Linked DNA regions of Homo sapiens: region 1 is linked to region 2. Evidence: chromatin contacts called from ENCODE Hi-C data. All regions are on one chromosome and are shown on one strand. Each heading gives the region's core, a stretch centred on a gene start or an enhancer-like site at or near the end of the contact. The rest is flanking DNA. Distances are from core to core; before and after follow the strand shown.

Evidence for each region. A loop is a pair of places that touch in the nucleus more often than their neighbours do.
Region 1: a map of ovary shows a loop between it and region 2 (2.0-fold over the local background). The contact joins the enhancer-like site here to the promoter of THBS2 in region 2. A Hi-C loop is called at or near these places in 1 of 168 maps with a recorded cell type or tissue (ovary).

The regions. Positions count from the first base shown.
Region 1 is chr6:169,423,509-169,429,839 of GRCh38, forward strand. LOC124901473 (a long non-coding RNA gene) reads left to right here and starts at 1,507. Exons shown (of 2, transcript XR_007059894.1): 1 at 1,507-1,632; 2 at 2,665-4,350. It also overlaps a transcript of WDR27 not described here. RefSeq lists an enhancer at 5,599-6,166. Within about 2 kb of position 4,568, at least 9 of the 41 ENCODE cell types and tissues checked have a DNase peak (open chromatin) inside an H3K27ac peak, as active enhancers do; they include ovary, where a contact is called at or near this core.
Region 2 is chr6:169,249,723-169,256,151 of GRCh38, forward strand. THBS2 (thrombospondin 2) reads right to left here and starts at 4,124. Exons shown (of 22, transcript NM_003247.5): 1 at 4,002-4,124; 2 at 1,011-1,084. The coding sequence starts at 1,062. RefSeq lists enhancers at 1,660-2,173, 2,686-3,198, 3,199-3,710.

The sequences.
Region 1 (6,331 bases), core at 3,318-5,817, 170 kb after region 2:
TCCCGGGCTCACGCCATTCTCCTGCCTCAGCCTCCAGAGTAGCTGGGACTATAGGCACCCGCCACCACGCCCGGCTAATTTTTTGTATGTTTAGTAGAGACGGGGTTTCACCGTGTTAGCCAGGATGGTCTCGATCTCCTGACCTCGTGATCCACCCGCCTCGGCCTCCCAAAGTGCTGGAATTACAGGCGTGAGCCACCGCGCCCGGCCACCTCCATTCTGTGGAGAAAGCGGCTCACGGGAGGTTTTGACGCAGTGATTAGCATCCAGGCGATTATGAGAAACACGCATTTCTGTGCTCTTCTCACGACCTCTGATGACCACATTACGCCGAGGCACGAGGGGTTCACCTCGTCATTTTTCATCAGAAGAAAAGGAACATTCCTCCAGGAGCTCAGAGCTTCTCTGGCAGGTAGAAGGCAATGTGAACTCAGTCCCGAGTGCAAGCACGATAACGACCTTCTATGAATGGAAAGGGGCATTGTTGCTGCAGAGCAGCTGGAGGGGTGACCAACATGAGAGACGCCAAGAGCCAATGTCTGTCCAGCCGTGAGCCAAGGGCAGACTCCGCAGGAGGCCACGGTCACATAGAGCACTCGAAGGGTGACTCCAGGAAAGACAGAATGGTGCAGACTTGGGTCAAAAAGGCCGTGCGGTGACGCCATTGATCAACAGGACTTGGGTCAGAACGTTTACGGATGTTGAATCCCACTGAATACCCATCAATCAAAAATAGCTATTGAAGGTCCACATGATGAAAACCATATGCAGAGGGGAATGGGAGTGCCTTCGGCGGGGTGCTGAGTCCATCCTGCATCAGGTCAAAGCAGGAGGAGGAGGCGGGGGGGCTGCCACTGACTCACTCACAACCCCATGCAACGCACATCCTGAGTCCTTTCCCTCCTAACAGGCGCGACACCTTCCTGGGCGGCATGGGGGTGTCACTCCTGCTGGAGGCGCTTCCTCCTACACCTGCTCCAGCATCTGTGAGACCCACCAGAGACCGGCAGCTACTGGCTTTCTCCTCTCAACTCTAGAAGCGATGCCACGGGAGGATCACTGGCTGCAGGTCCCTCCCATCGCGCCGGACGCTCCCCGCCAGGACCAGATTCACGCGTGGCCATCCCCACAGGCCCTGTCGTCTACACGAGGCTGAGACCCAGCAGCTCCTTGTTCTCCAATCTCTCCCATCCCTGGGTTCTCCTCCCCCATCCCGTCCTGTGTGAACTGCTGAGCTCACAGCTCATCTCTGCTCCACTCCCTCCACGTCTCCAGCTGGAGGAGAAAACCCCACGGCCGGGGATGCTTCTGCGGTTCCGCCCGGGGCTCCCACCCGCGCTGCAAGGCTGCGAGTTCCCCTCATCAAGCCAGGGCCTTTTCCCGCTGCTGGCGCCAGCGAACTTCCTTAGATTCTCCACGACACGTGGCTCTGCGTGTCTCCATCTCTGACGCAGCTGCATTCTCTGAAAGCTGATGCCTGACCTTGGCATCTCCTCAGCACTGCTCAGGCGCAGGCAGCCGCTGTGCCCTGAGAATATCCTCCAGGCGATCCGGCTTGAGTCCAGCTCAACAAGTGGAAGTCCAGGGACCTCCCGATCTGTGCGCAGGAGGAGGCTGGCAGCGCCTGGGAAGGTGTCTGGGAACGTGCAGGGAGGCGCCTGGGAATCTGTGGGGAGGTAGCTGGGACCATGGGGAGGTACCTGGGAGCGTGTGGGGAGGCGCCTGGGAGCGTGTGGGGAGGCGCCTGGGAGTCTGTGGGGAGGCGCCTGGCAGCGTGTGGGGAGGCGCCTGGGAGTCTGTGGGGAGGCGCCTGGCAGCGTGTGGGGAGGCGCCTGGGAGTCTGTGGGGAGGCGCCTGGCAGCGTGTGGGGAGGCGCCTGGGAGTCTGTGGGGAGGCGCCTGGCAGCGTGTGGGGAGGCGCCTGGGAGTCTGTGGGGAGGCGCCTGGGAGTCTGTGGGGAGGCGCCTGGCAGCGTGTGGGGAGGCGCCTGGGAGTCTGTGGGGAGGCGCCTGGGAGTCTGTGGGGAGGCGCCTGGGAGCGTGTGGGGAGGCGCCTGGGAGTCTGTGGGGAGGCGCCTGGGAGTCTGTGGGGAGGCGCCTGGCAGCGTGTGGGGAGGCGCCTGGCAGCGTGTGGGGAGGCGCCTGGGAGCGTGTGGGGAGGCGCCTGGGAGTCTGTGGGGAGGCGCCTGGGAGCGTGTGGGGAGGCGCCTGGGAGCGTGTGGGGAGGCGCCTGGGAGCGTGGGGGGAGGCGCCTGGGAGTCTGTGGGGAGGCGCCTGGCAGCGTGTGGGGAGGCGCCTGGCAGCGTGTGGGGAGGCGCCTGGCAGCGTGTGGGGAGGCGCCCGGAGTGCCTGGGGAAGTGTTTAGGAGTATGTCGGGAGGTGCCTGGAAGTGTTTGTCTGGGGTGGTGATTTGTTGTGCATTCTTGCAGAGCCCAGCCCAGGCATGGACACAGCCCTTTTTCTTTGGGCTCCATACTTGAGGATTCCTCTCGAAAGAGCTCAGAGTGAGGGGTTCATTTTCATAATATCTGGGACAGTGGATGTGTCCATTTCCACAGCTCAGCCACACTGCTCCTGAAGACCCAGTCCGTGCTCCCTGCGCCCCTCAGTTTTTCCAGAAACTTTGCTTCCTGCTCTCGGCTTAAAGACACCTCGTGCCTCCGCAGGCCCGCCAGCGTGCGCTGATGAGCAAGGGACACACACCCAGGTGCAGCTGATCTGAGCCATTAGAGGAATTAAAACGCCAGCCTCCCCATCACCTTCACCTGGCAGTTCTTCCAGGACGATGGAAAAACTACTTTTCCTGCCCATCCCCTCTCTTTCCTCACCTTTAAATGGCCAAAATAGCTGCAGTTTAGGTTAAAATCACTTCGTTGTTATTATGTAACGAGCAAGCAAAGTTCAGCTCAGGAGTTTTGACAAGCCCCTTATTAACTTTATTAAAGGTTAACCGTCTCAAATTTACAGTAAGATATAGACTTATTTTATAAATTATGTCCATCAGAGCTATAAAATTGATATCTGAGCTATTAAAAGAAAAAAGCTGGAAACTTCATTTGTCCCTTTACCGTGCCAATTGAGTTCTGCGAGAGCCACTGGAAGCTCGCCGTGACACAGCCACAGTCCACCAGCCTGTGCTTCCTGCAGGCCATGCTCTGCTCCAGGATCTGGGTGGGCCCCAGCAGCGAGGAAAATTGGAAACTGTCTTTTTACTGGGTTCCATTGGTGTCACTGTGCTGCACAGTATCTGCTGAGGCCTCGCCATGCCCAAGCACAGCGCTGAGCATAGGACACAGAGGTGTGAGGGGCCACACCTTCCACACCCACTCAGCACCTGCCTGCTGCCTGCTGCTTGCCTGCTACATGCTGGGCCTCCTGACGAGGGCAGGGGGCCGACAGAGGAAGTGCAGCCCCACATCATCCGTCCCAGACAAGGGTCGTGGCAGTGCTGTGGTGGTGGGGGCAGTGGGGGGGGGGTGGCGGTTGCATACCATCCTGACCTTGTTGGATCAGAGGAATAAACAGATGAGGAAGAAATCAGCAGGTGAATGGCAGGAGGTACAGCCGCCGGGAAGAGCCCCTGTGGTCTCAGGCCTGAGGCCCTGAGGCTGGAAAGCAGGTGTTGGGTCCCAAAGGCCTTGGAGCAGAGTCCAGGCTTTGCAGGACTGAGCAGGTGGGGAGGGGGGAAACCGATCATCACCGCTGCAGCACTCTCTGGGAGAGCAAGTGGCTACCTGCGCTCTGAAAGAAGGGAGCAAAGTAGGTGGATCTGAGAACTATTGGAAGGCAGAGTCAAGTCCCTGGGATTTAGAGTGTGATGACTGGGCTGAGAGACAGGGAGGACCCAGGAAGACTGAGAATCTCCCTCTGTCCTTAAACCTGTGCACTCTGGGGACATCTAAAAAGTTTCTGACTCAGCGCCTAGGACCGTGGGCCCCCCATCTTAGAAACTGAAAGGAATGTTCATCTACCTTTAAGCAAAGGCTTGTGTTTTTAAGTGAAATCATCTCAGATCCAGGAGAGAGGGCTGGGAAGACAGTGTGCAGAGGACTTGGGTGAACTCCTGGGTCTCTGGTGTCTTTCCCAGTAATGTCTGCTGTGTCTGCAGAGCAGGAGTTTCTGCTGCTTCTTCTGATCCCAACTCCTTGCGTCCCTCGAGTCATTTCTATTCTGAATCCCACCTGTGCCCTTCACCCCAGGGCCTGTGTGGAGAAACAAGGGTGTCAAAAATGAATGAGACAGGACAAGGGGCAGCCCCTGTCTTATTTTGCTTCTTTGGAACAAGTGAAGACAAACAACAACCAAAAAAAAAAAAAAAAACCATTTCCAGGCGAATTCCCTGGATTATTTTAGCAAACTCCACAGCTTTTGATAAACTTGGGCCGAGCATAAGGAAGCAAAGAGTCGTACATCTTTTTCACATCCTTGCTCCTTTCACAGCAGGCTTTCAGCGGGAGGGGAGGAGGCGAGGCCCCAGAGGGGTCCCGGAGAAAGCAGAAGAAAGCGGCGTCGACATTTTCTGAAATGCCAAAGGTCCCGTCTCCACTTTCAATCTCCGCAGTTACAAAACAGAGGGCTGAGTCATCACTCCCATGAAGTCAGGGGAGGGGAGCCATTCAGAAGGCAGTTGTAATTTTTACTTTATCTTTTACTAAATATTGAGGATGGAAACCCCCAGCCTTTCCCACATGCATTTTCTCCAGTGGAGAGCTAGAAGACTGGGCCGTCTCTCTTGCCCTGCTTTTTGTCTTCTCTGAGGTCTTTTGAACTTTCCCCTAAGTGGGCTCAAAAGGGATGATTCAGTCTCCAAGAAGCCCAGCAAGTACTTTCAGAAAAGTTAGGGAAACGTTTTCAGCCATTTCAGAAAGTTTAGAGTGGTTTTAGTTATGGAATCTTAACACAGTTCTAAATTTGTTATGTATTCATTATCTGTTCTTAAACAGATATATTTTCCAAAGTGAATGCCACAATTTTCTGTGAACATATTAACGAATGTTTCAGAAAACAAAATTAATTAGTGGTCTAAAGTATTTGGGAAACCACGGGTTAAATCAAACAGCTTTCTTAGCTGCTCTGTGGGGGTGGGACGGTGGCGGGGGGGAGGGGGGGGTTCTACTCCTTTGATAGCCGAATCTGCACCACAGAGCTCTACAAGGGAGGCACATTTCCCAAAGGCAGCAGAGCCTGCAGTGAAGTGCCTGCTGTGCGGGGAGGGCCCGCCCTCCTATTAAGAGGGGCAGGTGGCTGGCGTCAGGGTGAGGGTGAGCCCTTGCCTTCACAGAAGATGTCCACGTGGTGGTTCTGGACTAGCCTCTTCCTTTCTCTGAGCCGCTCCTCTTCCCGTGAAGGAAGTCTTCGTCCCACTTCTCAAGGCTGCCTTGAGCTCAGAGGAGGATGCCTGGCTTGTAAGGTGCTCTCGGCAGCCACGGTTGTCCTCACTGGAAATGGAGCTTGCACCACACAGTGAGTGGGGCAGACACAGGCGTCCCAGACAAAACTCCCAGGCAGAAAGCAGAGAGTAGGAAGCAGCATCATTGGTCCCAAGAAATGATGGATCTTGCCCTCAGCAGCCCCTCTCCTGCAGCCAGAGGGGAGCGTCCTTCACCCTTGTTTTCCAGCCCCAGGCTCCTCTCTCCCGAGGCTCGTGTTCTCTGTGGCCGCATCACACGGCGCTGGGCGGCTTTGGCTTTGTCCTGTCCACAGGCCTGAGGACCCAGGGGCACTTTTACACTTCACAGTCACAAGCAGTCTAGGCTTTACTTGCTGACACAAGCCCTTGACAGCTGCGTGGGCTCCTGGTTGGTTTGCTTCAGCCGCCCCCGTGCCAAGGAGCCCACCGGATGGCTTCTGTCCTTGACTCCCTTGCACAGGCATTTGTGAAAAGACCACACTCTTCATCTCATGTCTGCAACAAGACTGAGTCCTTTTTTTTTTTTTTTCCCAACTGAGAAGTCTTAGTTTGTCATTGAAAGACTTTTAAAATTTTATTTCTGATTGTCTGGAATCTAGAAGTGATGAATGAATTCTCCCAACACTTCAAGACCTCACATTACTGGACTCTTTCTATTTTCTGTCACTTCTAGTTGGAAACCAGCGAATTCCATCCTGGCCTCCTTTCTTTCTTATCCCGCTTTGCTAAAGCACAAACTAAACCCAGCACACATGGGAGCAGGCATTTCAACTTTGTCGGGCACCACAGTCATCTGAAGGGTTATTAAAACACAGATTTCTGCAACCCACAATTTCTGACCTGGGGTCTGAAGTGGGCCCAAAACTTTGCATTTTTAATTTTCCAGGTAACACCGATGCTGCTGGTCTGGGGACTACAGTTGA
Region 2 (6,429 bases), core at 2,874-5,373:
AAATCATAATAGTTTAAATAATTCAAAGCCAGGCGCGGTGGCTCACACCTGTAATCCCAGCACTTTGGGAGGCCGAGGTGGGTGGATCATGAGGTCAGGAGACGGAGACCATCATGGCTAACGTGGTGAAACCCCGTCTCTACTAAAAATACAAAAAATTAGCCAGGCATGGTTGTGGGCGCTTGTAGTCCCAGCTACTCGGGAGGCTGAGGCAGGAGAATGGCGTGAACCCGGGAGGCAGAGCTTGCAGTGAGCCCAGATCACGCCACTGCACTCCAGCCTGGGTGACAGAGCAGGACTCCGTCCCAGAAAAAAAAAAAAAAGTAATACACTGAACAGAAAGTTTAGCCAAAGCCTTCCTTTTCATCTAATATTTAGCAAATTAGAACAGGATAATACACAGGGTTGCTGACAGAAGTGGGCAATGGACCACTTTCCATAGAGTTACTTGGCAAGAATTAAAAGCTTTGATTCAGCAATTCTAATTTTGTAACCTATCCAAAGGATATAATCACAAATGCTACTTAAGATTTATCCACGTCAATATTTTTTGTGTCATCATTTATGCTAATGAAAATAAACCAATCTAAGTGGGAATTGATTGAAAAAGATCAGGCTTTATCTGTGATGAAATATTATGTGGTCATTAAAAATCATACTGTAGAAAAGTAAACACATGGGAAAATATTTAAAGGAGGAAGAAAGTGGAGCAAAAAGAATTCAACAAACACCAAATACTTGCAGTGTTGTGAACATCCTCTATAGAAAAAAGGATAAACTGTGCAACTCTAGGTGGAATTGCATTTTTCTCTAACACCTGAATTTTCCAAAGATAAATTATCTCATGTCATATTGGCTCAGAAGTAAGTTACTATTTGATTTATAAAGGAGCTAGAAGGTCCTCACGGGTAAGATTGTCCAACCACACACTTTATTTTGTCATCTCTCCCCTTGCAGCTAAGCCATATCTCACAAGCCAGAGAGAGACCACAGGCTCTGAGGACACTCACCTTGCGTGCTGGGCCACACCCACAGAGCCAGCAGGACCAGCCTCCAGACCATCCTGCCTCCTGCAGCTGAGCTCCTGGGAATACAGGAAACCCTTGTTAGTGATGAGTCCACAGCTGCAACCCTGCCTGTGAGCGAGACTGGCCCAGTGACTCACATGACCATTGAATAACAGTTTGCATATAAAACTCAGCACCAACTGGATTTGTGGCAAACTGAGAGCGAAGGAGGAAATTTACTCTTCAAGCAGGATTCTTCTAACTATAAGATTTGTTGAGCTAGCATTTGCCGGCAAGCACTGCACATCACGTTCTAAATATTCCTATTATTTCATCTTCATAATAGCCTGGGAGGTATGTGCTGCTCTAATTGTCCTCATTTTACAGATGAGCAAATGGAAGATGGGCAAGTTCAGCGCTTGCCTGGAGTAATTCTGTTCATACGACTCGTAGACAGGACTTAGATGTAGAAAGTTTGAATTTAGAAAAATATCCAGCCTGACAAAAATAATCTGTGAACGCATTTTGTGTAAATATCCAGCAAAAAACAGTTATGCATAACCTAATTAAATAGAATGAATATCAACTGTAAAAAAAAGTTACAAATAAACTTAATTTGGTGAATTATACTTACAAAACAACAGAACACTTGACTTAGCCATCATTTTGACCCTGCCTCTTTATTTTCCTGCAGGCCTGTTTTTCCATTCTTGGGGATTTTAAGTTGGCACAGCTCAGTGGAGGCTGGCCCCGAAGTCAGGAGATGTGGTCCAAAGCCCGGCTGGGCGATTAACCCTGTGGATCTCAGCTTCTCCTCTTCCGGGCGAGCATGAGCCTGAGGGTCCCAGGGCTCCCCAGGTCCCTTCCAGCAATTGGTCACACCCTGCTCTAGGTTGAAGGGAAGACTGAGACCCCAATTCTTCCCATATTTAGAATATCAAAGGCCGTTAACTTCTCATTGTTAATCCAAGGACTCTCCCTCTCCAGAAACAACATTTGGTAACCTGGAAATCCTCACCTTCCAGGAATAGAGAAACATTCCTCAGAAGAAGAGAAATGCTTGGCAGCACCTGCAGACCCCCCACCCATCTGCTGCTGGGACCCCCCCCCCAAACCATCTGCTCCCCCCAGTGCCGCCCCAGGGGTCCTTGGTGATTGTTTCATCTGTCCTGGCTCCGGAAGCAGCACGGCCTGCGGCCGGAGTCAGCACCAGGCTGAGCAATGCTGAGCACCAGCTGTGCAACCTAGGGAAACTTACTTAACTTCTCTGTCTCAGTTTCCTCATCCGTAGAATGAAACGTAGCGTCATGTAAAATGCCCACCTCATCGGGTTGTCATGAGAGATGAATTCGGCAAATGAAACTTCACCAGGGGCTGACTTAGCCCAGCGAGCCACAGGCATGGGTTACCGGAGCAGAATGTGCCTCTGGGTCTGGGGCGCTTTCTACTCTAACTGCCCGAGGCAGCTGCAGTAATAATGGTGGTGCTGATAGGGCCTTTCTATGGAGCTCTTAAGAGGGTTTAATGACAGGAGCGAACACTTGGCCATGAGCTTAGAACAGTACCTGCATGCAGTAAGCACCACAGAACGGTGTTAGAATACACAGCTCAGGTACAGCCTTGGCAGGCTCTTCCCACCTCCCCACCTCATCAGCCCACACTGCCGGGTACGTCGCAGTCCCCTAAGGACAGCTGTGTGGGGCTGGCCCTGCAGAGGCCAGCCAAGAACAGGATGGTAAATGCGAAAGTTCTGGATGCCCAGCTTCATAAGGACAGGTTAGAAAAACTAAATCAAACTCCTTTGACGAAACCAGATCCTACTGTCTCTGCCTTGAGGTAGATTCTTACAAGAGCAGGAGGCTAACAAAGCATCCCCTGCTGCGGATTGTCAAAGGACAGTGAGGCTCCATCCCACAGGAAGGATGAGCAGCCAGGCTACCTGGCCTCAGCCCATCCAGGGACACCGGGCATGCATGGATGGAGCCACGGATGAGCCAGTGCCGCTCACCCCTGCCCCAGCCTCTGCACGCCACACATCCACGTTTATGCTTGTGTTTTTCCAAAAGAAAGATTTCGGTGCCTGTCTGCAGCAGAATGTAGTTTGAATTTGCAAAGGTCTTTTAAAACTCTTTTCGTATGAACAATCAAAGTAAAAGATAGCTTTGCAGAGAGCTAATTGTTTACCGGCCGTCCACCACCAACAGCAGTCTGATTAAACACCAGACTCCTGGGTGCTCAGCTCCCAGTCCTGGGCAGCCAAACCCACCTTCCTTAAGTGGTAGCCAGGCAACCTGCCAGCTCGCTTTTCATATGCAAACTGCCCCAAGACTGTTAAAAGTCGCTGTGTGTCCCGGCAGTCACAGGATTTTCCATAGACTTACCACAAATACTCTCTAGTTATGTTCAAAACCACTTTTCAGCTGCTAATAATGTTAACAATCAGAGTCTCTCTTTAATCTACTAATAATGTTAACAATCAGAGTCTCTCTTTAATCTACTAATAATGTTAACGATCAGAGTCTCTCTCTAATCTACTAATAATGATGTTAACAATCAGAGTCTCTCTCTAATCTCCAGTTACTTTTCAGATATTCCGGGAGTTGTTTCTAATTCTCTCCTCAATAACAAACTCTCATGTGGAATCTTCTTCTTCGGAAACTGAAAACATAAAGCGTTTACCCGGGTTCCCAGGCAGGTATATACATTGAAATAGCAGCAGCCACAACCCTCAGAGAGGAAGGGGTGCCCGGCTGGTGAAAGCACAGCCACGGAGGAAAAGCTGAGGAGCGGCCACGTGCCTTGCTCTTCAAGCGGGCAGTAGAAACACCACGTGAAGAAACACTTGCCATTTAGTGTTAATAGATACACCACCCACCTTAAGTTAAGAATCGAAATTGCTCCTTTTTCTTCTCCGCTTCTTAGAGTTCGAGAACTCTAATTTCTTAAAATTAGAGCACCATTAAATAATTGATTGAGTTTAAGAAATAATCGTACCTGGTTTGCCAAAAAGATGCAGTGATGACTGGTTTCAGTGTTCCGGACCGAGTCAGAAAGGCGCAGGCTCTGCTGGAGCGAGAGACCGGCCCTGCAGTGCAGGATGCTCCGGTGGACGTGGCCGAGCGGCTCCCGGGCAGCGCGGCTTTATATGCCGCTTCTCCTGTGCAGGGCTGTCAATCAGACACACGAGGAAGCACGTTTAATTCATTCCTTCGAAGGAATGACATCATCCCCCTTCTGATCTCACCATTTGCTCCGAGTACCTGCTGCAGGGGTCCAAGTCCAGCCCCTCTGTACTGGATGCCGTCTCCTCCTCCTGCACCCCGGCCCCTGCCAGACAGGCCTGGGAGGAGCCAGACGGAGAGAGGGAAGGCAGGGACTCACTTTTCCTGTCTTCTCTCAGGAAATAAGATGCTATAAATAACACTAGCAAGATTGGCTAGAACTCCTCATTTTGCTTAAGAGAAAAAAATGCAAGTTCTATGCCTTAAATATGTTTCGAATTACTCAATGTGATATTGGTCTTTCTAAACCAAATGAGTGACTCTCAATAACACATGAAATACATCGGTGAGTATCAATAATCAGTCTGTATATTAATAAAGTTATTATGGTCAATAATCAAGTGTATTATGTGACAAAAATGAAATTTAATATAAAAGGAAGTTGCCAACATTTATCTCAGGCAGTTAGAGGACTGAAAAGCTGTACTGCAGCTTTGGGAAAATTCATTTTTACCCAAATTCTGCTTCATTTGCTCAGTGAGGATCCCCTAGAAGGACGTCTCCCAGTGGACGTGCAATACCCGTAGAAGGGTGTGTCCCAGTGGACGTACAGTACCCGGCCAAGTCCCCTTGGTGCACACTTGCACGTGGCCCCATCACAGGAACAACCTGACGTGCAGGCACAGAGCAAGGACTCGAGAGAACGAGAAGCAGTGGCAGCAGCTAACCCCCGCCCCTCCCACACCTCAGGCATCACCCGCAATCAGGGTGCACTCTGCATGGGGGTGGGGGGCACCGCTTCTCAGAGGTCAGGGTGGACGATGGATGCGGAGGGGCTGCTTCTCCCAGGTCAGGGTATACAGTGGAAAGGGGAAGCTGCTGCTCTAAGGTGGGGGTTGATGGTACATGGGGGAGGGGCTGCTTCTCCCAAGTTGGGCTGGACAGTGGATGGGGGAGGTGCCACTTCTCCCAGGCCAGTGTGAAAGGTGGATGGTGGAGAGGCTGTTTCTCCCAGGTCAGTGTGCAAGGTGGCTGGGGATGTGTTGTTTCTCCCAGGTCAGGGTTAATGGCAGACAGGGGAGCTGCTGCTTCTCCTGGGTTGGGGTGGACCTTGGATGGGGGAGGTGCTACTTCCCCAGGTGGGGTGGATGGTGACTGGGGAGCTGCTGCTTTGCCCGGAGCCACCTGCACCTGCTTCATGTCGGCACCTGCCTGTCAGGTTCCTTCACGTTTGTGTGGAGTTGTCAGCCTGGCCATGGATCCGTCAAGTCCTAGTTAGAGAACATTAAAGCGAATTTCTGTGGACACAACCCTTACTGTGTCTGTGGCAGGGGAGTGTCTCTTAAGCCTCCTGGCATTCCCCCACAGGGGTCCAGCGCTGCAGAGGTCGGCAGGCACCATGAAGAGCAAGCCTCACTTTCTGGCCTCTGTCTTCAGGGAGGATATGCGAGCGGGTGTGGGAGAGGGAAGGAGCTTTCATTTGTGAAAACCTCTGTTTTTCCTAATGGCACCTGTTTATTTATCACTTGGCAAACATCAGTTTCCGACACATGCACAGACAAAAGCCTCCAAGAGTGTATGTGTCATGTTTAAGGTACGTTATTTTGCTTTTTAAGCTATTAGGGACAAAGTCATCATTTGAATTAAAAAGTAGTTTAAATAGATTGATGTTATCTCAAATTCAAAAAAAGTATAAACCAGTTCCCCTTAAAGAATTTTCAGTGGATAATTATCCATTCATCAGTTTGAGTTTTTCTGCCTCCAGGTTAGTTTTTCCTGGGGCCAGAACATGGAGGGCGGCATCCCCTACTCTGCGTGCCACGGCCTCTCCTGTTCCTCAGTCCACAGAATGCGTGTTTCCTGATTAAAGCTGAAGACAGGCAGCTCAGCTGCTCAGCACTTCAGGAGCATGCGGTGAAGACCGTGACACTCACTGGGGAGCAGGAAGGTATGTATTCATGACTCCACGTGCCGATGGGCAGGTACAGAGAAGATGGGCCTCCTTCTGTAAAATCTGGCAGCCCAGAATCAGGGAAGTCTGTTTAGAGGAGACAGAAGGTAAGCCGATTGGAACATGGCCCGTGAATGGGGTGTCCCCAGTTGAGAAAGTATTTCAGGCAGAGAGAGTGGGTAGGTGTTCATGGTGCAAAGAACAGCAGGCTCCTGGTGCGGCACCCAGGCCAGGTGCATGGAATGGGCTT